Linked DNA regions of Homo sapiens: region 1 is linked to region 2. A link is an interaction called in ENCODE POLR2A ChIA-PET data of the cell type or tissue named here. Cell type or tissue: PC-9. All regions are shown on one strand. Links, peaks and the distances in the headings refer to the core of each region. The heading gives the core; the rest is flanking DNA.

Region 1 (15,225 bases), core at 2,476-10,475, 95 kb before region 2:
ATTTTCTCAAGATCATTAAGCACACAAAAGGGTCCCATCTGTTTGGGACACATCAAACTTTTGTCCAGTTTGAAGGCAGAGGATGAGATGGAACGATTTTTTGTTAAATTATGGTTTTTTAAAAAATTCACATAATGTAAAATTTACCATGTTACCATTTTCAAATGTATAGTTCAGAAGTGTTCAGTGTATTTACATCATTGTACAACCAATCTCCAGGACTTTTTCATCTTGTAAAACTGAAACTGTGTATCTATTAAACTTTACACAACTCCCCTGCCTTAGTCCATTTGTGTTGCTATAAGGGAATACCTGAGACTGGACAATTTATAAAGAAAAGAGCTTTATTTGGCTCGTGGTTCTGTAGGCTGTACAAGAAGTATGACACTGGCATCTGCTCAGCTTCTGGTGAGGGCTTCAGGGAGCTTCCACTCATGGTGGAAGGCGAAGGGGAGCAGGCATCACTTGGCAAGAGAGAAGGAAACAGAGGGGAGAAAGGCGCCAGGCTCATTTCAACATCAGTTCTCAAGAAAACTAATTGAGAGAGAACTCACAGATTATCACAAGGACAGCACCAAGACATTCATGAGGGATCCACTCCCATGACCCAAACACTTCCCACCAGACCCCACCTCTGATATTGGACATCAAATGTCAACATGAGGTTTGGAAGGGACAAACATCCAAACCACATCATCTCCCTTCCCCGTTCTCTCCAGCTACTGGCAACTACCGTTCTACTTTCTGTGTTTGTGAATTGAAGTACTTTAGATACCTCATATAAGTGGAATCATACAGTATTTGTTCTTCCATGACTGGCTTATTTCACTTAGCCTAATGTCTTCAAGGTTTATCCATGTTGCAGCATATGACATGAAATCATTTTCCAAGTGTCTTTCCAGCTTGGAGTTGGTAACTGGAAACCTCTAGATGATGGAGAAGTGAAAGAGATGGAAACAGACAACACAGCATCAGAACCCAGCATCTGAGATGGATCCAAAGAGTTTGCTTTCCTCTTGGGAGCAGAGCCCCTCACCTTAATGACCATGTGCTTGTGATCTGATGACAACTGCATTGTTAGACAATGAATCATTTTTTAATGGTTTCTCAGATTTATCTGGGCAAGTTGGCAAGGAAAATGTAGAACTACAGATATTTTTTAAATTAAAAAATTATTTTTATTTTTATTTTGGTAGGGATAGGGTCTTGTTATATTGTCCAGCCTGGTCTCAAACTCCTAGCCTCCAGTGATCCTCTCACCTCAGCCTCCCAAAGTATTGGGATTATAGGCATCAGCCGCTACACCAAGCCAGAACTATAGGGTATAAATTTGATATAAATATAAAAATAGTTCTACTGACATTTAAATTATTCTCAATCTCCTATTAGGCTAGAGAAGGCTGTTGTCAAATTCAGAAAATTTCAAATGAGCATGGAGTCCCATGGCAGTACTTGAAATAATCATAAACCTTCAAATCATAATTTGCTTGAAATGTTTTGGTCAATCCCTCTTACGTAAAGTTTTCCTTGATCCCTGCCTTCACAGAGATCTGTCCTCAGATGCCTTGTCTTAGTAAACTTTTAATTAGTGTGTCTGTTGTTTTCCTAAATGGATTGAAAGGGCAGGAAGCATATATTATACTTATTTTATCTTTCTCCATGTATTTTGTTGAATGAATGAATGAATAATGAATTCAGATTGTGAAATGCCTTAACATTACAGTTGTATAATACTGCTCTGCTAATAGAATAGAAATGCTCCATTTTGATGATTTGGAATTTTCCTTGAGGTCATTGTTCATAAACTTACTAATAAATGTTAGAATCCCAGAAAGCTTACTTAAGAGGGACCTATTGAAGGTAATGGAAAATGCCATCATTCAAGAAGAAGGAAATAGGAACATAAATCTCATTTATTTATTTATTTTATTTTATTTTTATTTTATTTATTTATTTAATTTATTTATTTATTTATTTATTTATTTATTTATTTATTTATTTATTTATCTGAGACCGAGTCTCGCTCTGTCGCCCAGGCTCGGGTGCAGAGGGGTGATCTTGGCTCACTGCAAGCTCTGCCTCCCGGGTTCACAACATTCTTCTGCCTCAGCCTCCCGAGTAGCTGGGACTATAGGCGCCCGCCACCACACCCGGCTAATTTTTTTTTTTTTTTTTGTATTTTTAGTAAAGACGGGATTTCACCATGTTAGCCAGGATGGTCTCGATCTCCTGACCTCATGATCCATCCGCCTTGGTGTCCCAGTGTAGGGAAAAGAAAGAGAGATCAGACTGTTACTGTGTCTATGTAGAAAGGGAAGACATAAGAGACTCCATTTTGAAAAAGGCCTGTACTTTTAAACAATTGCTTTGCTGAGATGTTGTTAATTCGTAGCTTTGTCCCAGCCACTTTGACCCAACCTGGAGCTCACAAAAACATGTGTTGTATGAAATCAAGGTTTAAGAGATCTAGGGCTGTGCAGGACGTGCCTTGTTAACAAAAGCAGTATACTTGGTAAAAATCTTCGCCATTCTCTAGTCTCAATAAACCAGGGGCACGATGCACCGCGGAAATCCGCAGGGACCTCTGCCCTTGAAAACTGGGTATTGTCCAAGGTTTCTCCCCATATGATAGCCTGAAATATGGCCTCGTGGGATGAGAAAGACCTGACCGTCCCCCGGCCCGACACCCATAAAGGGTCTGTGCTGAGGTGGCTTAGTAAAAGAGGAAAGCCTCTTGCAGTTGAGATAAACACAGGCCACTGTCTCCTGCCTGTCCCTGGGAACTGAATGTCTCGGTTTAAAACCCGATTGTACATTTGTTCAATTCTGAGATGAGAGAAAAACCGCCCTGTGGTGGGAGGCGAGACATGTTTGCAGCAATGCTGCCTTGTTATTCTTTACTCCACTGAGGTGTTTGGGTGGAGAGAAACATAAATCTGGCTTACGTGCACGTCCAGTCGTAGTACCTTCCCTCGAACTTCATTATGACATAGATTCTGTTGCTCACATGTTTGTTGCTGACCTTCTCCTTATTATCACCCTGCTCTCCTACTACATTCCTTTTTGCTGAAATAATGAAGATAATAATCAATAAAAACTGAGAGAACTCAGAGACCGGTGCCAGTGCAGGTCCTTGGTATGCTGAGCGCCGTTCCCCTGGGCCCACTATTGTTTCTCTATACTTTGTCTCTGTGTCTTATTTCTTTTCTCAGTCTCTCGTCCCACCCGACTAGAAATACCCACATGTATGGAGGGGCAGGCCGCCCCTTCACCCAAAGTGCTGGGATTACAGGTATGAGCCACCGCGCCTGGCCAAATCTCATTTATTTTTATAATAATCTGTTCATCCATACGTTTTCTCACAGCATCATTTACTCAACCAATATTTACATAGCACCTATTATTATGCCATTGTGCCCTAGCATATAATAGGGTTGCAGAGATGAATGGGACATTAACTGTTAAAGTCTACAATCTCAGCCTTCTAGGAGATCAGACATGATAACAATTGATATGATACAATGAACATAAAAATACAGGTGGCATAAGAAAGATGTAAATATTTTCTCTAAGTGCAGAGGAAGAAAAGTTGACTCCCAACAGTGGGCATTGTGGTAGGGGGATCAGAAAAGCTTTATGAAAGAGCTGGCGTGAGTTAGAATGGCTATTATTAAAAAGTCAGGAAACAACAGATGCTGGCGAGGCTGTGGAGAAATAGGAACACTTTTACACTGTTGGTGGGAGTGTAAGTTAGTTCAACCATTGTTGAAGACTTCCTCAAGGATCTAGAACCAGAAATACCATTTGACCAGCAATCCCATTACTGGGTATATATCCAAAAGATTATAAATCATTCTACTATACAGACACATGCACATGTATGTTTACTGCAGCACTATTTACAATAGCAAAGACTTGGAACCAACCCAAATGCCCATCAATGATAGACTGGATAAAGAAAATGTGGCACGTATACACAATGGAATACTATACAGCCATAAAAAAGAATGAGTTCATGTCCTTTGCAGGGACATGGATGAAGCTGGAAGGCATCATTCTCAGAAAACTAACACAGGAACAGAAAACCAAACACAGCATCTTCTCACTCATAAGTGGGAGTTGAACCATGAGAACACATGGACACAGGGAGGGGAACATTAAACATCAGGGCCTGTCGGGGGGTAGGGGACAAGGGGAGGGAGAGCATTAGGACAAACACCTGATGCATGCAGGGCTTAAAACCTAGATGACGGGCTGATAGGGGCAGCAAACCACCACGGTACGTGTATACCTATATAACAAACCTGCACATTCTCCACATGTATCCCAAAACTTAAAGTTAAAAAAAGAAAGAAAAAAAAAGAAAGAGCTGGCATGGAAGAGGGCTTCTAGGCTGACACGTGGGTGAGCAGTACGTGGTAAGGGCTCCAGCCAAAGGAACGTTGTTCTCTAACAAAGCTCTAGCCAAAGTCCATGGGCTGAGACTGGAGTACGGTAGGTTTCCTGTTCCCTGAAGAAAACCTGAACATTGTGAAAAGACAAAGGGGCAGTAAATGCCACTGTGTGAGCAAAACTACACATGCCCTCTGCAGTGACATTTGAAAGGTGTCTTAAGAGGTCAGAACTATTGTGAATAACAAGAAGAACAACAACAAAAAAACCCAAACACAAAACAGTAAGAGACCTTTATAAGTCTAGCGCATTTTCCAATCTAAAGAATCTGAATGGCCCCAGGGATAGTCCCTGTGTTTATATCACTCAGCGCATCCTTACCAAGGGCCTCCAGCTGGGCAGGCACCATTGTAGAGGCTGCCCTACCGAGAGCAGGCACAGAGACCACCACAACCACACTGCTACCACCCCAGCAAGGCAAGGACAATCGACTTCATGAAGCTCGCTTTTGGCTTCTAGGATAGAGTTGGGGTCTTGGCAGAGAAGACAGACAGATGGTCAAGACAGAGAAGAATGTAGGGGCATAAAGAAGAGAAATAGAGAAAAGAATAGAGAAGGGAAGGACTTCCAGACATTCATCCATGTCGGACTTACTCCAGTTTGTCGAAAAGTAAACCACCAAGAAAAGGTCAGGAATCTTTAACAGAGGACTCGGGAGGCTACACAGGTTTCTGACTGTCTAATGGCAAGATGGCTTATTTTTTAGAATTGACACCTAAATCCTTTCCCAAATGTTGCAGGTAGACCGAGGAGACTCCACGTGAAAAGCACTAAGAGAGGATTCAGAGGAGTGTGGATGTCTGTGCAGAGTCTTGAAGAATGAGTTGAGGGCACGGGCTCATTCCAGGAAGCAAAGCTTCATAGCATGAGCAGTAATTGTGATTTAGTGATATGGTTCAAAGATTCTCTACAACAAATAACCCCATGCGGGAAAAAGCCTCATCTCCCAGCAACAACCAACCTTTGCAACTTAAGGGCAGTGCAGAGCCAAGCTGTAGCAGCACTATTTCATAATTCTTCCCCTTACTAGTAAGTAACGTTTATTTATCGCTCCCTCTCTCTTCAAACATTGTAGTCTTTCCCTTCCTGCCTGCAAATCTACAACTCCCCCTCCAAGGGAAGAATGGTGCTGTGGGATGGAGGAAAGAACTTCGGTTTTAAAATCAGACCGAAGTGTGTTTGCTGCTGGCCTTGCCTCCTATTCACTTGTAATCTTTCTCCCCAACCCCCCCCCCCCCACAAAAATGGAGTCTTGCTCTGTTGCCCAGGCTGGAGAGCTATGGCGTGATCTCGGCTCACCACAACCTCCAGCTCCTGGGTTCAAGCAATTCTCCTGCCCCAGACTCCCAAGTAGCTGGGATTACAGGCTTGCACCACCACGCCTGGCTAATTTTTGTATTTTTAGTAGAGACAGGGTTTCAGCATGTTGGCCAGGCTGGTCTCAAACTCCTGAACTTGTGATCCGCCCACCTTGGCGTCCCAAAATGCTGGGATTATAGATGTGAACCACCGTGCCTGGCCTTCACTTGTAATCTTAAGCAAGCTATTTCACTTCTGTGGGTCTCCGTTTTCTTACCTGTGAATTGGGACTAATACAACTCCTTGGATTGCTGTAATAATAAAATGAGGTGGCGCATGAAAAAAAACAGCTCTTAAAAAAGGCATGCAATACATGTTAGTTTCTGAAGAGGATCAGGATATGCCACCCCCAAATATGCCACTTTTGGAGGGTTATTTTGAGCCAAAGGCAATTGAGGATCAACAGATGTAGCAAGAGTTTCCTGCCCTTCACTTATCCATCTAAAAGCAGGGCGTAAATTTATCTTTGAGAAGGTGGCATAAATTTCCCTAATGATGGTGTCCCCTTCTCCTGGCACCAGGAAGAGGAGAGTGACTCTTATCAGAGAGATGGAGAGTCGGCACTGAGAGAAGTCTGCATACAAAAACTTTACTAAAATAACTCTAATCTTCCATTAGTTCTCCCACATATTCTTAGTCACTTACTCCTGCTTTCACATCCCTTGAAACTCAAACTTCCTTTTCTTCGTTTAAAATGGTATGTAAGCCCCAGAATCTAACCACTCTTTCCCTCCCTCCCGCTTTCCTTTCTTTCTCTCTCTCCCTCTTTCTTTCCTTCTTTCTTTCTTTCTCTTTCTTTCTTTCTTTCTCTTTCTTTCTTTCCTTCCTTCCTTCCTTCTTACTTACTTTCTTTCTTTATCTTTCTCTCTCTCTTTCTCCTTCCTTCCTTCCTTCCTTCCTTCCTTCCTTCCTTCCTTCCTTCCTTCCTTCCTTCCTTCTCTCTCTCTCTCTTTCCTTTCCTCCTGGACTTGAACTCCTGGATTCAAGAGATCCTTCCACTTCAACCTACAAAGTAGCTGGGACTACAGGCACAAGCCATAGCGCCTGGCTTCTAACTACTTCTTTGAGCTTCATTTCTTTTCTAGTAACTCCCATTCATGTAAATATTAGTAAACATTGCGTGCTTTTTCTCCTGTTAATCTGTTGTTCAATTTGCAGGCCTCTAGTTACTGAACATAAGGGTAGAGGAAAAGTTTTTTCTCCCTGATGTTTCCATCCCTCCCACATTCCTGAAAAGAAATAAAAAGCAACCTGGGGCAAAAGGGAGCTATCTTTTGCAGTCTATCACAGAGAGATGCATCACAGTTACAGTTATTCTCCAGTGTCTTGGGGCTGGGGATGTTTCCTGATTGTGAAGGAAGGTTAAAAAAAAAAAAAAAAAGCCTGGAGCTCATTAGAGTAGGTTATCTTCTACACACACACAGAGGAAATACAGAGGAAATACAGGCATGACCCACTTCGAGCAATCCTACTAATGCAAGACTGAAATTTGCCAGAAACAAATTAACCAGCCATTAGTTTATCTTTTTAGCATTTCCTCACTTTTCTAAAAAGGATTAACAGGAATAGAAAGGCAACTCTTTGTCAGTATTTATACGTAGGTACTGAAGTTGAATGGTGACAGACACTTGGGGCTGAAGTAGAATTAAACTTCAATTAGAAATGAAGATGAGGCCGGGCGCGGTGGCTCACGCCTGTAATCCCAGCACTTTGGGAGGCCGAGGCGGGCGGATCACGAGGTCAGGAGATCGAGACCATCCCGGCTAAAACGGTGAAACCCCGTCTCTACTAAAAATACAAAAAATTAGCCGGGCGTAGTGGCGGGCGCCTGTAGTCCCAGCTACTTGGGAGGCTGAGGCAGGAGAATGGCGTGAACCCGGGAGGCGGAGCTTGCAGTGAGCCGAGATCCCGCCACTGCACTCCAGCCTGGGCGACAGAGCGAGACTCCGTCTCAAAAAAAAAAAAAGAAATGAAGATGAAACTGCTCTGAAATGATCAGTTGTCATTGGACTCCCAATCTGAAGTGTGAAAAATGCCATTCTGTTTACAGACATTGAATCAGCTTGCCTGCCTCCAACCCTACACACTCCTGCCGATCCCTCTTCCTCCCATGCCACCCTCTTCCTCTCCAGCTGAAAAATGCTCTTTTCAGATGGGATGTACTCCCCTCTCTCATCACAGCTAATCTAACAATATGGCAAATTACCAGTTTCCCAATTTAGCTCACACCACTCCTGCCAAAAACCTTCCTTCCTTTTCTCCATTTATCTATCATCAAAACCCTGGGTTCAACTTGCTCTTCCAGCCTCTGAATGGTATTTCCAGCAGGTGGTATCCCAAGTGAACTCCTTACTCAAATCCTTTAGAAGTGATTTCTTTCATGTTTGGGTTTGTACCTGATTTCCCCAACTAAATAATCAATTTCTAAAATTTAGAAATTTTGTCTATTATGGGCATGCACTTGCATCTTCAGTGAATTGCACGTTGTGTGTATAAAAGCATATTGTTGGCCAGGAGCAGAGGCTTATGCCTGTTATTTCAGCACTTTGGGAGGCCAAGGTGGAAGGACTGCTTGAGGCCAGGAGTTTGAGACCAGCCCTTGCAACACAGTGAGACCGCGTCTCTACAAAAACTAGAAAAATTAGCTGGGTGTGGCGGTGCACACCTGTAGTCCAGGTTCTTGGGAGGATCGCTTGAGCCCAGGAAGTTGAGGCTGCAGTGAGCTATGATAACACCACTGCACTCCAGCCTGGGTGACAGAGCGAGACCATGTTTCAGAGAAAAAAAAAAAAACTGTATCATTGATAATAAAAAGTAGATTTATGTGCAACTTTATAAGGATTTCATCTATTGTAAAAATAAAGGCTCATATGCACTGACATTTAATTCACCTGAAAACAGAAGAGAAAGGCCAGGATAAGAATATAATTGTGATGAAAATTTGAAGCTAAGAATCTGATCAGTGAGCAGGGGTTTTTTGAGGATCTATTACTACCATGTGCTTGTCAGTATTCTTTACCAGTAGCATAATATGTAGCGACCTCATAGCAACACTGCTTTAAATATAATCTTTTTCTGCAAAGGCTATACTTCCAGCCAGGGTGCTTGGCAAGATGTTTGCTGCCTGCTTTGCTGGCTAACCTAGGAACGAATTCTCTCTCTAACCTGAGTACCCTTCATTCCGTATCTTAGATTTTGGCTGACATCAGCATTATCTTTCTTGTCATCCTGATAGGGATGGGGAGAATTACATTTTTCTCTCTTTTGCAAGAAGAGTTGTTTCGTGTTTGGCATACCTGCTGAAAAATTTTGGCTTATTATTATCCCCTCTGCTTGCCACCCCCTCCTTTTCTAGTTTAGATATTTTTTAATCCCCGCAAGCTCAGCATTAAATCCAATATCCTGACAGCAGTAGGTCAGAGCTATAGCTGCTTTAAATGGGCTACCACGGCACAACCTCATAAGTACAGAACTAAGGTACACATGGGAAACTCAGAATAATACAAAATAAAGGCAAATAAGTGCTAAATTCTATGAAATAGACTCTGAAGTAAGAAAGGGGAAATGAGATTCATGACAGCCTCGGCAATAGGAAAAAATTCAAAAAGGAGTGTACGTAAGAACCTATTCTGAAGATAGACTGGGAAAACCATGAAAAGACAAATGCATTGCAGCACTATTTGCAATGCTAAAGCCTAGGATTGCACAACACCAATAGGGGATTGGTTGGATAATCTGTGGCTCATCCACAGAATGGAATACTAAGCAGCTGTTGAAAGGAATGCAGACCATCTCTATATTTTGCTTGGAAATGATTTCCAGTAAATATTATTAATTGAAAACTGCAAGTCTCAGAAGAGCGAACATAAGATACTCTTTTCTCTAAGAAAGGGTGGATAATAGAAATATTTACATATTTGTTTATATTTAAAGTAAAAATCAGGGGAAGGACAAACTTGCAAGTAAAAAATTGGTTACCTTTGGGGGGATGGAGGAGGCAGGAACATAGGCTAGACTTGTCTGAATGTACTTGTATTTGTTAACTATTGCCACAAAATAGATTAGTCAAAAAATTTAGTGGCTTAGAATAACAATAGTAGCATCTCACACAAATTTTGAGGGTCAGGACTCCAGGAGCTGCTTAGCTGGGTGGTTTTGTCTCAGGGCATTTCATGAGATTGTGGTCAGGACATTGGTCTGAGTCTCAGTCATCTAAAGGTTTGACTGGGGCTAAAGAACCCACTTGCATAGTGGGTCACTCAACTGAGTTGCTTCCTTGTTGGCAGGAGGCCTCAGTTCCTCACCACATGGACCTCTCAGACCCCATAGAGCTGCTTGAGCATCCTCATGACATGGCAGATGGCTGCTTCTATAACAAGTTATCCAAAAAAAGCAGGGAAAGCTGAAACGCCTTTTATGACCTAGTCTTGGAAGTCACATACTGTCACTTGCATCTTATTTGTTAGAAGCAAGATACTGAACATGGGGTGGTTGTAATTCCGGCACTGTGGGAGGCTGAGGCAGGAGGATTGCGTGAGCCCAGGAGTTCAAGACCAGCTTGGGCAACATGGCAAGACCTTGCCTCTATTTAAAAAAGAAAACAAAACCAAAAAGATACTGAGTCCAGCCCACACTCAAAGGGAGGGGAATCAGGCTTTGCCTTTTTAAGGGTGTATTAAATAATTTGTGGACATATTTTACACCCCTATAAAACCTACTTTTATATATTGAGTTTGGAACCATACTAATGATTTATATAATTATAAAAGCAAGTTAAATAAAATTGAACAAGAAACTGCAGTCCCTAAACAGTGAAAACAAAACGAAAGCAATAAACCTAAGCATATATCAGGTTGATTGTTTAAATATAGAGAAATAAATACTTTCAATGACTTTATTTTCATTTATTTTATTATGGTAAGAATTCTTAACATGAGATCTGCATGCTGAACAAATTTTTAATGTGTAACACATCATTGCTGGTTGTATGTACAATGCTGTACACAGCAGCTCTCTGGAGTTTATTCATTTTGCTTGACTGAAACTTCATGCCAGTTGATTAGTTAACCCCCATTTTCCCCTTTCCTCAGCCTCTAGTGGCCACAATTCCATTCTTGGATTCTATGAATTTCACTGTTTTAGATATCTTATGTAAGTGGAATCATGCAGTATGTGTCCTTCTGTGACCGGCTTACTTCATTCAGCATAGTGTTCTCAAGGATCATTAGTGTTGTCACCCATTGCAGGATTTCCTTCCGTTGTTTTTTGTTTTTTGCTTTGGTTTTGTTTTTTTGAGATGGAGTCTCCCTCTGTTGTCCAGGCTGGAGTGCAGTGGGGTGATCTCTGCTCACTGCATCCTCCGCCTCCCAGGTTCAAACGATCCTTGTGCCTCAGCCTCCCGAGTAGTTGAGACTACAGGCGTGCACCACCACACCCAGCTAATTTTTGTATTTTTAGTAGATGCGTGGTTTCACCATGTTGCCCAGGCCTCCCAAAGTGCTGGGATTACAGGCGTGAGCCACCGCACCCGGCCCTGGGTTTCCTTCTTTCTTAAGGCTGAATATTATTTCATTGCATGTATAGACCACATTTTGGCTTCCCATTCATCTGTCAATGGATATTTAGGTTGTTTCCACATCTTGGCTATTGTGAATAGTGTTGCAATGAACATGGAAGTGCTGATATCTCTTCGAGATCCTGATTTCATTTTTTTTGAGAAATATCCAGAAGTGAGATTGCTGAATGATAAGGTAGTTCTATTTTTAATTGTTTGAGAAACCTCCACACTGTTTTCCATAGAGACTGCACCACTTTGCACTCCCTAAATTCCCACAAGCACTATGCAAGGATCCTGATTTCTACGTATCCTGCCAACACTTGCGTTTGTTTTTTTTTTAATGGTAGCCATCTTGACAGGAATGAGGTGAACTTTAATTGCTTTAAAACAGAGGAATTGGACTGTACAATCTTAGAGGAATTTATCCAAAGGATAAATAGGATTGTAAATAAATCTTAAACTGTTTTCAGTAGTTATAATATTACTAATAATATTAGTATTATTATTCTGAAACTATTAAGTATATTTCTCTTAGCCCATTTTGAGTTGCTGTAAAGGAATACCTGAGGCTGGATAATTTATGAAGAAAAAAAGTTTTATTTGGCTGACAATTCTTATGGTTGAAAATCTCATGACTTGGCAGCTGCATGAGGTGAGGGCCTCAGGCTGCTTCCAGTCATGGCGGAAGGTGAAGGGGAGTTGGCGTGGCCTCAGGCTGCTGCCAGTCATGGCAGAAGGTGAAGGGGAGTTGGCCTGGCTTCAAGCTGCTTCCAGTCATGGCGGAAGGTGAAGGGGAGTTGGCGTGTGCAGAGTTCACATGCAAGGCAGGAGGAAGCAAGGGGTGGGGGAGGTACCAGGCTCTTTTTATTTATTTTTATTTTTTAATTTTTTTGAGACAGAATCTCATTCTGTCTCCCCAGCTGGAGTGCAGTGGCACAATCTCAGCTCACTGCAACCTCCATCTCCTGGGTTCAAGCCATTCTCCTGCCTCAGCCTCCCGAGTAGCTGGGATTACAGGTGCATGCCACCACGCCCTGCTAATTTTTGTGTTTTTAGTGGAGGTGAGGTTTCACCATGTTGGCCAGGCTGGTCTCGAACTCCCGACCTCAGGTGATCTGCCTGCCTCAGCCTCCCAAAGTCCTGGTATTACAGGTGTGAGCCCTGGCACCCAGCAAGGCTCTTTTTAACAATCAGCTCTTAGTAGAACTAATAGAGAGAGAACTCACTCATCCCTGAGGGAAGGCATTAATCTATTCATGAGGGGCCCACCTCCATGACCCACACACCTCCCACCAGGCCCCACCTCCAACATTCCCACATTGGAATCAAATTTCAGCATGAGATTTGGTGGGGACAAACAAACTATATCGAAACCATAGCATGTATATATGTTTCAGAATATATATATATTGTGTTCTATACAGTAATACTATATTAGTACTACAGTACACATATTACATATGTGTATTAATATATATTACTATATTGGTATTATTCTGAAACTAAGTACATATATACATATGTATATATACATACACACATATACATGTGTATATGTACCTCAAATAAATAATTATGGTAACATATTTAGGAACCAAGTCTTTCAGTAGAAGAGGAGAGATATAAATATAAAATTGAATGAGTCAAGTGGAAAATCCTGTAATCTTAAATTGGATTTAAAAAATTAATAAGTACTTAGGATGTATTTTCTTTAAAAATAAACATATTTCCTTGCTCTGCTCACTGAAAACGCCTGCAAGCCATGACTAACCCCAAAATAATAACCTTATCCTCAGATTGTGTTCTCTAAATAGAATTTCTAACTCAAGAAAGCCATGCCTCCTTGGATAAATGATTATTTCAAGGCTGGGACAGGAAACATTGAAGGGGGCCTGGAACATTCTATTGTACTGGAAAGCATGGAGCTATCACTGACCACAAGCATTGCCATCAAAAAGATCCAGGTGCCCACTTCAGTGTTCTCCCACTGGTCAAAGATGGGACAATTTTAACATAATGGCAACAATAATGATAATAGTAATAACTGCGATGCCACACCAAATATATTAAAATCTACAAGTTCATAATGCTAAAAAATGTGCAAATAAATACAACTAAATGAACACCTTTGTAAAATGCTAAGGAACCCACGCATTGTGAAAACTGGTAAAGAAGAAAACTGAAGGCAAAGAAGTAAGTATTCGTTTTGCTTTTCCTGTTTGGACTGTAACTCAGAAATGTCAGCTAATTAATGCAAAAGGAATATGACAACTAGAATATTACCATTTTGCAACCCGTAATAAAAAAACATCCAATTTCAGGCTAGAGCTTGAAGTCTACAGGGCAGGCAGCTGGAACGGGGGGATGGATGTAAATTGTGGAGAGCAAAACAAGCAGGAATTCATGAATTTGGACTGAGAGCTATGTCAGTTCTCTGATGTTGATGGTCTGGGTGTCCTGCAGAAGCCAGGGCTCTTTGTCCTGGGCTAAGCACACACACTAGCCCAAGTTGGGGAGAAGCTGAAGGAGTATGCAGGGGAAGGTGAGGGAGCTGCAGGCCAGCTGTGCCTCATGCCCACCAGAGGGGCCAGCAGATGTGCCCCGCATGTGTGACCTACCAAATGGCTACTGCCTCACTTCCATCTTCCAAAGCTCCCAAGAATCCCCCCACAGCTCATCTTAGCCAGAAACATATGGGAAAAGGGAACTCTGGGAAATACGGTCTGATCTAGCCAGGTAGACGTGTTAAAAAAAACCCACCATAGTCGTGGATGGCTGCTAAAGCCATTAGGCAAGAGGCTGCGGGGAGTTCTACATGTAAAGGATTTCACTGGCACATTCTGAATCCACTGATGGAAGTCATGTCACACAAATAGAAATGGCTTGTGTCTTATATCTCCGCCTGTGAAGTGACAGGAAGTACTCAACTACTCCGCAAAATAGCCTCACCAAAAAATCCAACTTGAATGGGATCTAGCCTCAGACTCCAACTGCAGTTCATAGGAAATACAGGGGAAGGAGAAAAATATTAAAGAACAGCACAGGCATATAGTCAGCACACTCTGAAATGTGATAGATTATACAGAACCCTTAGCGTCAACTTCTTCAACAAATAAGCTGCAAGAAAACAATAGAGATACAGATGACATAAATAAAAAGATATTAGAGGCCAGTCGCAGTGGCTCACGCCTGTAATCCCAGCACTTTGGGAGGCCAAGGCGGGCGGGTCACTTGAGGCCAAGAGTTCGAGACTAGCCCTGCCAATATGGTGAGACTCTCTCTTTACTAAAAATATAAAAATTAGCCAGGCAGGGTGGTGCATGCCTGTAGTTCCAGCTACTCAGGAGGCTGAGGTATAAGAATCGCTTGACCCTGGGAGGCAGAATTGCGGTGAGCCAAGATCCTACCACTGCACTCCAGCCTAGGCAACAAAGTGAGACTTCGTCTTAAAAAAAAAAAAAGTGAAAGAAAGAAAAGATACTAGAAAGACATATCCACCAAAAACAATGGTTGAAACTTGTTTGACTCAATTCATATAAACCAACTTAAATATATAAATACACACAACATATATATATATATGCAGTATAAAGATATACACACATATGTGTTTATATATATGTATAGGTATACACACATATATAATGAATAAAAGTCATGCATGGCTTAACAACAGGGATACGTTCTGAGAAGTACATGGTTAGGCGATTTTGTCCTTGTGTGAATGTCATAGTGTGTACTTACACAAACCTAGATCTCACAACCTCCTACATACCTAGGCTATATGATATAGCTTATTGCTCCTGGGCTATCAACCTGTAGAGCATGTTACCGTACTGAACATTGTATGCAATTCT
Region 2 (15,225 bases), core at 4,283-12,282:
CCAGGGGAGAGTAAAGCTAGAAGGTGCCTGAAACTGGGAGAACGATGAGATAGAAGAAGAGATTTAAGGGAGGAATTGAATGAGAAATGTCAATGGATTGCAGATTGAGATCTTGACAGATCTCAGAGGCACTTTAAGATTCTAGGCTGACACTGGAGAAAACGTGGCTTCAGCAGGATGCATGTCAGTGACCACCTACTTTAAACTGACGCTGGTCTTATTTACATGAACAAAATATGGAGCTGTTGAATTGTTGAGAGGGTGACTGAGAAAGGCTGTAAAAATCCAGGTTGGGTAATCCCCACCATCTTGGATTAGTTAGTGTGGGCCTCTCTGGAATCAGATAGGTCTCACGGCCTGTCTGCCAGGTCTTATGATTATGTACAGGAAAAGAGCCCAGCTAATAGGTGTTTTGAAAAGCTTCTAAAACCTATAATTGTGAGCCTTTTCTACCTTGGACTTTTGAAGGTTTAAACCACAGAATTTTTTTTTAAAGGTTGAGTTATTTTATGTCACAATGCCTTACAATAAATTTGTCTCTTCCAGAGGACAGTTCCTATCTCTCACTTTATGAACTTTTAGGCCCATGAAGTGAATTTTCTAGGCCATTCCCCATACCTCCACTCCAGCCAATTAATATCATGGTTTGCATTTTCATCCAATCATGCATATTCTGTGGGGTTGGTTCACCACACAGACACATGCTTTTTTACAAGTGTTGTCACCAGGTGCCAGGCATAGGATGAACCTGCTGAGGCAGACAAAGGATCTTTCTGTCATGCAGGGAAGAGCACCAGCACGTGAGAGCCCTGCCTCTCTGGCCCTTTCTGGCTTGTCTTGCTAGAGTTCTCCATGATTTGTCTATCCTTACTCTCTGTCCTTACCCCAGGCTCAGCCTCAAGCTCCCCCTGTATCTAGGTGTTGGATCATTTTAACATCTGCAGTTTGGTGGAGCTGCATGTCTCTGTTCTACATACAAATACCAAAAGAACACAGGTCTCTAGGTATCTGTGAACAACTGACATCATCCAAAAAGAGCTTTAAAAATCAGGGGAAAAAAAAAATCTCTGTTGTGTTTTATCTGCCTGTTGCTTTGATTACAGAGCACTGAAGCAAGGTTTTCAAATGTCCTTTCTTTGTCAACCTGTTATCCTGCCTTACAGGTGGTTCTGATTTCTTCCACTGTTATTACAGTAGGAGACTAAATGTAATTACCCAGCACTTCAATTTAGACGTCAAACACGATTATACAGAAAACAATCTGTTAGAGTGTCCCAATGATTCAGTTGTTACTTGGTTTTATGGTGAATTCTAGATAAGAAATACTAATAATTAGGATCTCAGTTGCCCTTTATGGCTTAACCTTTATATGTTCCTGGCCATTTAGGAACCTAGATTCATCTCATTTAAACTTCTACAGATGAAGAAAAAGAGACCAAGAAAATGGAAATCACTCATCCAGGTTCAGAAAACTGTCTGGGAGTAGGTTTGGGACTAGCACCCCCATCTCCTGATACAGAATTTAATGCTCTGCAGCTCTCTGGGGAGGAGCCCCACCCTCTAGTTGCTGGAGAAGGGGACTCAGAGGTGGTGTGGAATGGTGCTCTCATTTAGGGGACAGCTTGTGGGGCAACATGTAAAGTATTCTGGTTCTCCATTGGCCTTACAAGCAGAATATCTTGTAAAGTTTTTCATCAGTACCCACCAAATCTCTCCCCTCCTTCCCTCGTTTTCTGGTGGGTGTGTGTTTAAGGTGAAATAATTCGAGCAGGTAAATTTTGTTTTACCACCACACATTTTAATATCATATGCATATGAATAGCAAATAAAAATTAATCTCCTGATTATTTATAATATGTCACTCTCTGTTAACAGGCAGAGATTTGTGTTAATAATTGAGAGCTCTCTGGCTGGGTGCAGTGGCTCATGCCTGTAATCCCAGCACTTTGGAAGGCTGAGTTGGGTAGATCACTTGACGCCAGGAGATCAAGACCAACCTGGCCAACATGGCGAAAACCATCTCTACCAAAAATACAAAAATTAGCCAGGTGTGGTGGCACATACCTGTAATCCCAGCTCCTCAGGAGGCTGAGGCATGAGAATCGCTTAAGTCCAGGAGGCAGAGGTTGTGGTGAGCCGAGATCGTGCCACTGCAATCCAGCCTGGGCCACAGAGTGAGACTCTGTCTCAAAAAAATATATAAATAAATAAAATAATGATAATAATAATTGAGAGCTTTTTTTACCCTAAAATTTCACTGGTCTGTTATACAACAAAGAGGCTAAAACTGTGTTGAGCAGCAGTAAGGTTTACCTGGTCTTACAGCTGGAGGGTGTGGGGGTGTAGATGAGATTTAGATAGCACGGGCACTGGTTTTTCTGATGGCCAGTCAACTGTTACCTGGCTTCTGATCTACCAAGGTATGGCACAGACTCTCTGTGATCTGCCCAGAAGAGGAGACTGAATCAGTGCTATTAGAACTCTGGCGTTCCCTTTCAGAAAAGGTAGAAGTTCTCCCAAGTCACTGCTCAGGGCCTTGTCAGTCAGTTTGGTAGATTTGATGTTTATTGATGCAGAAACAGGGACCAAGGAAATGTCCCTAACTCTGGGATTTTTGTCACTTTGCAGAAAAGGCATAGTGGAAGAGGATAAAACATTCTTTGAAAGAAGGAAATCTCCAAGGTGTATGTATGTCTTACATACTTAGGTGGGAGAAGGTTATTTGACTATGAACAAGAAATTGAATAGGAACCAGTTAAATTGCTGTAAGAAAATTAAGGGAGTCCTCTAAGAAAGTGTCACCCCTCTGCCTCCCTAGAATAGGAGTTAATGAATTATTCTGTGAAACCCTAAACAAAATCAGATAGGCTTCCTTTGCTAGAGCTTGAGATCCCTTAGTTTAGCTATACAGCATGTGTGGTCATTTTGGAGGATTGTTTTCTATTTGCTAATTATTTGGCTCTCCAATTTTGCTTTCCCCAGGGAGAATCCCATCTGGATAAACTATCAGTTAACAGCCATGTAGTCATCCATGTTAATAGCTTTACTGAGTAGCTAGCTACTCAGACATGCTAGCCGTGTAGAGAAATGTGAGATGCGGTAGGTGTTTCAATATATCAATGGTACCTATGGTTTGATTATTTTCCTGGTCTGTTCAAATGCTATTAACTGCTTCCAAAATGTTATAAATGATGTGTTTGTAGTGTGGATTGTTTCTCTGTTATCTATATTAGTGTTTCTGTCTGTTCTTAAATCACTCATCAAATACTTTTGTGTTGTATCTGTTTCATTCTCCCCTGCCCCAGTCAAACTGAGCCTAGTATTATGAGGTAGGCCATTTTGCTGTTGAGTCTTGAAGACAAAGAATGGTAATGCAAAATAGACATTACTACTTATAGCCCCCTTCCTCTCTCATAATAAACCCTGTCTCTGTTGAACTTTTAACTGCAACCACAGTCCAGAGTTTCAAGGAGCCATCTCTCAAACATGGGTATCATTAAGGTCCAGAGATTTCTAACCACAGACTTACTATCTTTGGAATAAAAGCCTGAGAGCAGCCTAACTCACGTCTAATGCAGGAAGGGCAAGTTAAAAACAGCCTTGGCATCCTTGAGATCACTGACCCTACAGGCATTATAGCCTTCGAGTTTTATTTTGATAACAGCCTCCTAGTGTACTTGTCTGCTATTTGGTTAAATTGTTGCAAAGCAATAGACAGCGACCCTCTGCTTTTATTTCTAGCTCACTTCAGGGTAGGGCTAATGAGCTTTCACTCTGGGCTGAGTGCTTGGGTCATGCGGTGACAGATGTAGGAGAAGCAATCCTAGGAATGAGCTATATTAAAACATAATCTAAGACTCTGGTGCTGCGTTGCCATGAGGCAGGGGCAGTGTGGCGTCTGTCTTCCCCAATGTCACAAAAAGCAAAGTAGTCACAGAGTTTCAACAAAGCATGTTCATTTGACCTTGGCATTGATCCAGGTCTGATCTATTAACATATCGGAAGTAACATGATCTTTACCATCCTTATCATCATCGTCACTAACAATCTTTTACTTATTTTTTTACTAAAAATCTTTTATTGAAACTTTTACTATGTGCCAAACACTTTGCTAAGGATAGTATCTTCATGATCTCACTTAACTTACAACATTAATAAGTGAGTATTATTAATTTCCCAATTTTAGAGAGGAGGAAACTAAGATTAGGGAGACTAAAAGACTTCCTTAAGGTTATTTTTACTGGTTTGCAGATCTGGGGTTCAAATCTAGGTCTGATTTCAGAGCCCGAGCTTTTAACACAACTATGTCATATTAAACAAATAAATCAACCAGCGTGGTGGCTCACACCTGTTAATCCCAGCTACTCAGGAGGCTGAGGCAGAAGGATGCCTTGAGGCCAGGAGTTTGAGACCAGCCTGGGCAACATAGCAACATCTGGTTTCTATTAAATAAAAAAAAAAGAGAGAGAGACAAGCAAGCAAAGAAATCAGAAACTGTTTATCCGGCATCTCCTCTTTGTAAGATGCTATATTAGATTTGTGGGGTTGGGGTACAAAAAAGCATAAGTTACTTTCCATCCCCAAATGGCTTTAAGTGTTATTGGCCAAGAAGTCATTTAAAAGATAACTAGCAATGTACTAGATGCCAAGTATGTGGAGCATAGTAAATATTATATGAATAAAGAGGAAGTTTGGAGAAGGTGAGAGTCACACTGGGCCTTGAACACTGGGCAAGGTTTATATAGATGGAAAATAAATAAGAAACACATTTCACACCAGGGAGGTGATGTGAACAAATCCTAAGGATGAGGAAGTACAAGGCATGTCATGTTGTTGAAGGTTGGAGAATGATGGGAATGGGGTAGATGAAGAGTCAGTTATTCAGGAAAGAAGTTTTCGTGTACTCATCTATTTGGCCCTCAGATATTTACTGAGCGCCTGCTATCTAAAGTTGTTTCTGGGGGAAGAACAAGAGAGAAGGGTGAAAAGGTAGATTTTTTTTTTTCCAGAGTTGTCTGGCTGGCCTGCCTCATGCAAACATGTTGGGCATTGGCATTTGGTCAGCAGCCTCTTCTCTTAACTTCACAGTTACGCACACTTGGCTGGAGTATGTTCTGGCTCTGACCTTTCTTCCCTGGCCAATATGTCAGAAGGAAAGAGACCAGCTTTGGTATATCAATCTTACTGATTTATTTCTAAACTTGAAAAAAAAATCAAAGCAATATAGCAGTGTTAGAAAAATGTTTAAAAGAAATGGGCAATCACCCATAGTACTACCTTCTTAATATAACTAAGGTTTCTAATCTTTTCTAGTTTTTAGCATGGAAATAATGCCTTTTTTACATGCTTCTAATCAGATGGTGTGTACAGTTTTGCATCCTGCTTTATTTACAGTTAGAACTCATGAAAATGTGTTGAGTAAATGAACATTGATGCATAGTGTTTACGGGAACCAGGTGTACTGCCTCTTCTCCGTTGTTAATATAAATTGTTTTGAATGTTCTCTATTTTAATGGAGATGGGGTCAGTGAAGGTTTTCAGGCATCCTACTTTTAAGGTATGGCTTTTGAATTCTGATACAGACAATCGGAACTATCTTAGCATGGATTCAAGAGACTTGAGAATTGAAATCCTGATAGGCAGGAGCAAGATAAATATCACTCTAGTTCCATCTATCCCTAAGGAGAACCAGCTTAAGCGCAAAGACAATCTCTCATTTGCAAATATGGGCATGATTCCTTTTTTTGCTTTTAATTGCCCAAATCTTGCCCCTTTGTCCGGCATCTGGTCAAGGAACAGGGAAGTTCTCAGATAAGGGATGTGGGAGAACTGGGACCAAGTCCTTGGAATTTGAATTTTTCCTCCCACGGTGGTTGTCTGGGTTGCTGTTCTTGCCCACTCTGTGATCCAAGTAGTTGCTGAGTTCAGAATTGCCATGGGCTTTTGGAAACCTCAGTAACTGCTAGTTAACTAAAGTAACAGGTGTGAAATTAGTTCTGTGGTTCAGTTCTGCCAATCTTAAACCCATAAAAAGTACAGAGTTCTACGTGTATTAATCAGCAGTATCCTTCTCTCTCCCATCCATTTTCGCCTGCCTGAATAATCTCCAAGAACTACTCTAAAAGAACACAAGTATTGACTTTGACAAATTACACCTCCCTTTAAACATTCCTCTGCTCAGCTTCTGAATTCTTCTGACAGTCTAAAAAATAGATCCAATAAGACAATATTATTGCATTTCCTTTAGATTGATTTATCTTGGGAGCATCTCCTCTTTCTTGTCTGTACACCTGGCACTGAGATGGTAGCTGGCATAAAAATCCAAAGATAAATGCTTAAAAACATCAGCAACCAAATTAATTCAGGAATTTATCTCACTCATGTGAACTTAATGATCATTCTCATGTTTGATGAGATGTTCTGGGTGGATAAAGCATCAGAGCAAAGAGAGCAAAATGCGTGGTGGGTGCAGGAAAAAGGAAAGTTCCTTAGGAGAAACAGAGTTGAGCAGTCGCCAGAGTATAACTCAGTAGTAACATCACCAAGGAAGAGAAGGGGTCTGTGATGCACAGGAAGCCAGCGCCAGGCCTGGTGAATATCAAAAGCAGCAGATGGGGAGACAAGGAGGCCGGCTGGAAGGGAAAGGGTGGCTATTGTCCTGCTCTGTTTATCTGTTGCTTGCTTTTATTGAGCACCCAAGAGGACAAATCTCTGAACTAGACGTGCTCCCTGACCTCTTCCTGCAAGTAACATTCAGAAGAGCTGGAAGATAATATACACTTAGAAGGTCCAGTGGCTCTCCATTTGTTATTCTTCCAATGGAAGACCCTGAACTAGGAACTTGAGGAGAAAGATTAGCCATCTAAAGAAAAGACTTGCAAAAGATCTCAAACTCAAATGAAATGGATCGCCTTCCACCACCATGCGCTTCCAGCTGAAAAGTGGTCATGTGTGTGTATGGCAGTGGCTCTGCCACCTTCTATGTGGCTCCTTTGTGTTTTAGACTGAGTATGGAAAGGTGCTCAGCACACTCTGTCCTTTTTTCCCTGTTAGCATAGGTATATTTCTGTGTCCACAGGTACAAAGCCAAGGACCTATGTGTTCTAGTGGTCAGAACACTGGACTTGGTAATGGTTATCAAAGCTACTGTTTATTAAGCGTTTTCTCTGCACCAGGGAGGTAGTCGAAGGTGCTATCTTACTTCTGAAGATGCTGAGGCTTGAAGACATTGATTAACTTACCAAGACCGTGGAATTAGTAAGAGGAAGACCTGCATTGGCACCCAGGTTGATCTGACTTCAAAGCCTGCATTTTTTTTACTGCCTATGGCAATCTGTCTCCCAGAAACCAGAACAACTAGTTTAAATTCCCAGCTCTGCTACTCCCTAGCTGAATATTTCATGACTCTGGCCCTCAGTCTGTCAAATGGAAGGGTTGTGCTAGGTGTTTTCTAACATTCCTACTAGTTCTGAAGTCCAGTGCACTGTCTAAGGCTTTTATCAAATATATGATTTGCAAAACTTCTCTCCAATTCATCAGGTTGTCTTTTGCTTAGTTTTAAGCAGGACTTTCATGAGTATAATCTCAAGCAGTCTGGAATGTATGGGGAAATGGTAGGAGAAATTCTTTGATTACTATTTATTGAGTGCCTCCCCAAGGATATAGCAGAGACCAAAACTGTCATGGTTCGGCCTTTGAAAAACCAATGAAGCAGGGAAAACAGCCACTGAATATGTTACAAGGGTTGAGTGTTATGCAGAAAGATTACAGCATATGTAGGCCCTTCTGAGGGTAATTCATGTGAATCTGGTTCAGCCAGTTCAGTGAACATCTGCATGTATCCCAGACCAAGCAAGCAACAGTATTTATTTTATTTTCATTAATTTTTAAATTATTTTTCTGCTTAGAGTCTTCTCATGCACAAGAGCAATAGGATTTAACATCTAAATGTAACAGGTGTGACAGGCCACCTGTGTTCAGTCTTCTCTTGTTATTCTTTTCTTTTTTGAGGCTTCTTACATACCCCAGTTTTGATGGGAGTTGGCAGGGCATGTGGAGTTGTACAGTGTCAGTCTAAAGAGGAACAAGGGAAGATGGAGATAAGGAAGAAGTTAAAGTTAAATCAGGGGTTAAAGTTAGAGGGATGGAATGAGGTAAAAATAATGAGTTATACCTTAGGAATGTCTCCCAAATTCTCGCTTACTGCAGCAGGAAGCATAGGTTAGAAGGGAGAGAAGAAAAGAACCACAGATTCACAGTCTCTCTGATTTGAACGGGACCCAATAAGACATGTGGTCCAACCTCATCTAATTATTCAAATGGCATCTGCAACATCCCAGGAAGACTTTCAGTTTGAATGCTTTCGTTGACGGATGATGCCTACCTGACAAGGCAGGCCATTGGATTGTAGGGCAAGCTCAGGCTGTGAAGAGAGACACTGCTTTTTGTTGAGATATCTTAAAAAAAAAACAAACTTCTATCTTCTAGCTTTAATTCTGGCCTTCTGTGTTCTTTCACTTAATGTTTACAAAGTTCATCCATGTTTTAGCATTTATCATCACTTCATTCCTGTTTATTACCGAATAATATTTCATTGTATGGTTAATATCACATTTTATTTATCCAACCATCGGCTCATAGATATTTGGGTTGTTTTTACTTTTCAGCTATTATGAGTAATGCTCCTGTGAATATTAGTGCACACATTTTTGTGTGGACATGTTTTCATTTCTCTGGGATATACACCTGGAAGTGAAATTACTGGGTCATATAGTAACTGTATGTTAAACACTTTGAGTGACCGCCAGACTATTTTCCAAAGGACTGCACTATTTTACATTCAGTGTAAGTATATTGCATATATATGCGGGTTCTAACTTCTCCATCTCCTCGTCAGCACTTGTTATCATCTGTCTTTTATGTTATAACCATCCTAGTGGCCATGAAGTGCTATCTATTGTGGTTTTGATTTGTATTTCCCTGATGGCTCATGACGTTCAGTATTTTTAAATGTACTTATCGACCATTTGTATCTATTCTTTTGAGAAATGTTTATTTAGGTCCTTTCTCCAGCTTTAAAAAAATTATTTTGTTATTGAGTTATAGTTCTTTATATATTCTAGACACAAGTCTCTTGTCAAATATATGATTTGCAAAACTTTTCTCCAATTCATCAGGTTGTCTTTTCATTTATTGATGGTATCCTTTGAAACACGAAACCTTCTAATTTCGATGACGTCCAGTTCACTCACCCTTTATTGCTTGTCCTTTTGGTGTCATAGCTAAGAAACCACTGCCTAATCCAAGGTTACAAAGATTTATGCCAATGCTTCTGAGAGTTTTATAGTTTTAGCTCTTACATTTAGGTCTTTGATCCTCATGGTCTATTTTTAAAAAGCAAGTTGTATGACATTTAAAACTCAGATACTCAGTCCTCATTAAAACTTCATCTGAAATCAAGATTAGAGGAAAAAGAGTTTAGCAGAGTCCTTCCTTGCAAGTGACCCAAAAGGTTGCAGTTTTATAAGACAAAAATAGACTAGACATCTCCAGAGACTTTATTATGACTTTTATTAGGACTTTATTATGACTTTCATTAAGGCTTGGGTTTCGAGGTGTTCAAACCTGCAAATATGGGTGATAGACGGATGGACCCTTTGTAGTTGGCGTTAGGTGATAAAGAGAATAGGAGGCTGCTGCCCACCGCCGTTTCAACACGGCCAGCAGCTCTGCTCTCTGCCTCCTGTCCTGTGTCCTTCCTCCTTTGGATCTCTTGGCCTGAGATCCTTTCAGATGGTGATTTTTGGTCCCCTTTTGTCCACGTAGTTGCTTACACATGCTAGTGCACCCCCACAGCCTCATGTCTGCCTGTCCACCCCATCTCCCTCCTCATTCTGGGACTGGAGACAGTTTGGTTTTTTTATGTATCAGGATAATGACCACCTCTTTTTCTTCCCATATGAGCTCCCACTCCCTTCTTCTCTACGTACCTTCCTTGGAGCTAATTCACACATACCTCAGGGTGCTTCTTATTTTTCATGTTTTTTTTCTCTTCCTATAGATAGAACTCATAAGGTTTCCATGGAAACCCCTGATCAGAGGTAGGGGATTCTTGAATAGAGGTGAGATACACAAGCTTTGCTCATTTCTGAGGGGCTCTGGGAGTGTCTCCCTCACTCCTCCGCCAACTCCCTCTCCAACTCTTCCTGGGTCAGCTCTTGGGTCTGTCTCTATAAGATGCTTCAGGAGCCCCCAGAACTTTGTCTTAGGATAGAACAGATGGTGGTGACGATGGCCCTGAGAGTCCGGGCTCTAGGAAGAGGCTGCTGCTGGGTGGGTTGTTTGGCATCTGCAGAAAACCTGAAATCTGGTGTGTTTCCCAGGAAAAGGGAAGTGCTTAATGGCAATCCAATTCTCCCTATTGCGTCATGAGACAAGTCCTGGTTAGGAGAGCTGGGTCCCAAATTACCAGCATTGTCTTCCTCTTATTAGACAGAGATGGAAAGGCCTTCTGGAGGTAAAGGCATGGCTGTGATAATCACCGGAAGGCCTTCCCATCTCTGGTTGAGATTCTTGTATGCCCGGTCTTTATATGAATGGCAGGTCTTAGGCATGCATATAAGCAAATTAACATGCTGGAACTGGAAGGGATTCAGAGTCGAGGTTCTAATATATAGGTTGAAGGTTCCTGGAGGACTGCAGAGTTACAGCAAAGGCTCTAAGAGGCCATGTGTGCACTGAATGCTGCCTGGGGAACAAATACATCAACGTGGTCACCATCTCTTGGAACTATGCTATTTTTTTAAATGATAAAAATTAATCCCATACTTGAAAAAATTGCAAACTACTGATTTGTTGTAGACCTATTACCTTGCAAATGAAGTAAACAGGGGCTCAGACAGCAAGAGTGAGGTGGCGACTAGCCTGAAGTCAGCCAGCTAGGACCGGAGGCTTGGGGTGGGGTAAGTGTTAGTGGCAGCACCTACTGCTCTGTTTACCCACACTGTGGAAAGTGCTATACTGGGAAAAGGAGGCCTCCTCTGACCAGCAAGTGCCTACTCCTGCAGCTCAGAGCCTGAGAAAGAAACTACACATTAAAAGTGAAACTGAGGTGGTTTCATCTTCCCAGAATAAATGAATGATATCAGTAGAAAAGCTAGGGGATTTTTCTGGGGATTGGGGGGAAGGGAGTTCAAGGAAGCAGCAGTTCTGAGGATACTGATTTCATTCATTATCTTTTTGAAAAATAAATTAATATTTTAAATTAGGTTCCTAATCACAGAGTGTGAATCATAACAGAAGGATTGGGTGGCCTCCCTTTCAAGACCAGCGCTGGGAAGAGCTTTGAACCTGAGCCTAACTGTGGATTTAGATCTGGTGCACTTCTCCCCACTTCTGTACCTAGGCCAGTCAAATCCAGAACTTGTTTTTTTTAGGGGATTTCAGAGGAGTTGAGAACACGAAGGTCCATAATTAAGCATCATTGATTTTTAAATTATTTTGGCTCTGAGGTTTAAACTGGCATTGAACTCTCAGGTTCAGTTTAGAACTCTCTTATATTGTGAAAACTGCCTCAGTGTTTCCATTCTGAAGACCTTGCAGTTGCTTGATTTGCATATAGGAGTGTGATATTTAAGTGTGTGGGAAAGTGGATGAATGTGGGTGACTATGTTATGCGTTTGTGAAAAAGCATCCAGGAATATAGGTGATCATGTGGCTTGTCAGGACTTGGCAGGATGCAGATGGCACACTCGGATAGGGTAATGGGGGGCGTTTAAGAAAGGGACTCTCTTTAAAGGTGTGGGTAAAGTTAAGGGATATCAGCAAAGGATAAATGGAGCAAAGGATAAATGAGGCAAGAGAGGTCACCTGACCTGAGCTGTGGCCTTGGGTGCAGAGATGCAGTCAATCCACAGGAAAGTAGCAAGGGAGAAGCTGAGGGACAAGCCCCTGTCCCAATTCTCCTCTTGCCCTCCTGTATCCAGCCAGTGCCTCCCTTGGCAGGACCCAACCAGAAGCCAGAAGGCAAGAGAACTGGTTACACTTCTCAGAAGGGCCAGCCTCCTGGGTCACAGAGCAAGATGGGGCTGTGGGGCTGTGTAGCAAGATGGGGGGATCTACTCTACACATGCAGAGTGGATCCAGAGTTGAATGTGTAATGGTAGGTCGGGTAAAATCTTACTGTGAGAACACTCAGGCATTAACTGGGGCTGACCTGGACTTGAATTTAAAGAGTGCTTCCTACTTCAGAGTCTTGCTCTCTCTCTCTCTCTCTCTCTCTCTCTCTCATTTCACCTATTCTGCTTCTTTCTCCCTGTGGTAGGGAAGAACCTAGTTTCCAATGTGTGGCATCTTGATTAAATGGAAAGTACATGGGCTATGGAGCTAAATCATATTAGCTTGAAATTTTAGCTCAGCCACTTACTGAATGTGAGCCTTGGGCTAGTTACTAACCTTGCAAGTTCCAGTTTCCTCATCTGTAAAATGTTGGTAATGTTAAACTCCTTGCAAGGTTGATATAAGAATTAAAGACTATGTATCTTTATCTGTGTCAGTATCTTCATCTCCCAGTATAGTGGTTCATTCATGTTAAGTGTTCAATAAATACTGGCTATTTTTCTCATATCCACCACCTGGGCTGTCGGTCACACCTACTCATTTTCTCTTATACTTTGCTTCACGAATTCCTTCTTCTTTCCTACATCATTAATCTTTTGCTCTCTAGTGGGTCTTTCGTTTTTATTTCTTAAATACACATCTCCCTGATGTTAACAAAGAAACCTCTCTCCCAACCTAAATTCTTCTCTAGCTTCTATATTTTGGCTATTGTTCCCTTCATGAATATATATATATATATATGAATATATATTTCTTTCTATTTGTCCATTAATGCATCTATCCATCCATCTTTATTTTTATTTTTATTTATTCATTTCTTTTGAGATGGAGTCTTGCTCTGTTGCCCAGGCTGGAGTGCAGTGACGCGATCTCAGCTCACTGCAACCTCCACCTCCTGGGTTCAGGTGATTCTCTTGCCTTAGCCTCCTGAATAGTTGGGATTACAGGCATGCACCACCACGCCCAGCTAATTTTTGTGTTTTTAGTAGAGATGGGGTTTACCATGTTGGCCAGGGTGGTCTTGAACTCCTGACCTCAAGTGATCCACCTGCCTTGGCCTCCCAAAGTGCTGAGATTACAGGCATGAGACACTGTGCCTGGCCCATCCATTCATCTTTAAAAATCAGCATACATGTATTGCCCTAAGTGTCTTACCACCTTTTGACTTCTCAACCCCCTGCAGATTTGTTTGTTTTCTACCATTGTGCCAAAAATGATCTCAGCAGTCTCTAATTAATTTCCCAAATGCCAAATCCAGTGGCCTATTTCTAGACCTCATCCTGCTTCACAGCATTTGACATTCCCAATTATGTCTTTCTTCTTGAAATACACTTCCTCCTTGGTCTTTGTGCTGCTGTATTTTCTTGGTTCTCAGTGTTCCTGCCCAGGTAACCCCCTTCCCCTAAACCCTCTAGTCACTTATGTTTTCTTTCTTGCACACAAGTGTAGATGTTGCTAGTAATTGATTATTTATTTGACTGTTTCTTCCTGTTGCTCCTCCTGTAACATTCAGGAGAGCAGGGGTTTTATCTGTTCTGTTTATTGTTTTATTCTCACTACTGAACCCAGTGTCCCAGTGCTTGATATAAAGTGTTAGCAAATACTACTTGAATGAAGAATAGATTTAAAATTTATTCCTCCAAGGTAACTCTCTTAGCCTGCTTCTCAACTATATCCTCCCCACATAGACATCTGTGACCTCTTTCTTTGGACTCTAGATCATGGGTCAGAAAACTTTTTCTTAAAGGACCTGATAGTCCATATATTTAGCTTGCAGGTCATATGGTCTCCATCACAACTACTCAGCTCTGCCACTGTAAAGCAAAAGAAACTATAAATAAAATATCAATTAATAGGTGTGGCTGTGTTTCAATAAAACTTTGTTTACAAAAACACACATCCCACGGGTCATAATTTGCAGAACCCTACTCTAGCTTATGTTTCCAGTAGTTCAGTGAAAACTGTCGCATGATTAACTTAATGATACCTCAAATTCAATTCATCTGACCTGGAATTATCTTCTCTTTCTTCATTCTCCAAAAGCCTCTCCACTTGCTTGTGATACTCAGCTCAGTTTACACTATGCCAATTCTTCTGGTATTGTGGGAGAGAAACCTAAGATAGCTTCATCTTTACATTTTCCTTCCCCCAGTCCAATCAATGACCCCATTCTGACCATTTTGTCTCTGCAGTTTTCCTTACTCAGACCTTGCTGAGCTCAAGCTCTCCTTAACTCTACCTTGATCACTGCCTCCCCTCCTAATCAATCATCCTCATTGTTCTTGAGCAGATATGACCATGCCATTCTCCTCACTCCTCTCAAACCCGTCATTAGTTTCCTGGTGCTTACCGAATACTGTGTAAATTCTTTAACATCGTTTCCAGCCTCCTCACTTCCTTCTTGACTCCCCTTCCTTCATACCTTTGTTCTTTCTTTCCTTTCATCCTGGAATACCTTTCCTGTCCACTGCCCATGAACATATTTATGCTCTAGGTCTCAAGTCAACTGCTACTCACTTGGAGGCCCTTCCCAGCCCCACAAGCCTGGAGAGTCACCTATCCCACTGCACTTCCCTTCTGCCTTGTAGTGTGGGTGAGTTTGGTTCTTTATACCCCTCTTCTCCCCCTTAGTATTGCAAAGCTTCTTGAGGGCAGGGACCATGGCATATCCATCCTCATAGATTGTTGTTTGTGGAACTGAATTACAACTTTAACCCAAGAACCCTTTATTGTGGTCATGGGATGAGTCCCATTGGTTGCTGGAGATCGGAGGTCCTTCCCTGTGCCACTGTGAGTCTGTGTGTGTGTGTAATGATGCTTCTTCCTGCATATGCTTCTATTGTTCCCTTCCCAGGCCTCATAATTATGCTTTGTGAAGTGGCCAAAGGAGGGACGGGAAAATACTTTCTCACTTCTCTGTCCACTTCTGTCAGGCAGATACTCTAGAATAAGAGAACATCATATGTATAGGCTTGGAAGTTTGACAGATTTGAGTTGGAATTCTAGTTTTTTACCTAGATGTGGGCCTTGAGCAGGTTATTAAACCTCTCTCCACATCTAAGTTTTCCCATCTGTCAAGTGAGATTCTAATATCAACTTTATAGGGCT

Evidence for each region. ChIA-PET counts read pairs that join two places held together with the same protein. Peaks named below come from ENCODE experiments on the same cell type or tissue, not always from the same donor. Only the 100,000 strongest peaks of a DNase experiment are listed, where the experiment ranks them.
Region 1: POLR2A ChIA-PET joins it to region 2 with 5 read pairs; 2 of 35 experiments call an interaction of 5 or more read pairs at or near these places.

Annotation. Positions count from the first base shown.
Region 1 is chr11:123,277,440-123,292,664 of GRCh38, forward strand. No RefSeq gene overlaps it. Among named protein-coding and RNA genes, the nearest start is that of LINC02727, 30 kb to the right of the region's middle. RefSeq lists an enhancer at 11,688-12,189. In PC-9, for the core only: no CTCF peak of the experiment used is centred there; no DNase peak of the experiment used is centred there; H3K27me3 peaks cover 2,357 bases.
Region 2 is chr11:123,370,950-123,386,174 of GRCh38, forward strand. MIR4493 (microRNA 4493) reads right to left here and starts at 10,563; the gene lies at 10,491-10,563. It also overlaps a transcript of GRAMD1B not described here. RefSeq lists enhancers at 628-687, 11,149-11,228, 11,389-11,468 and a silencer at 6,392-6,686. In PC-9, for the core only: no CTCF peak of the experiment used is centred there; a DNase peak (open chromatin) is centred at 7,332; H3K27me3 peaks cover 131 bases.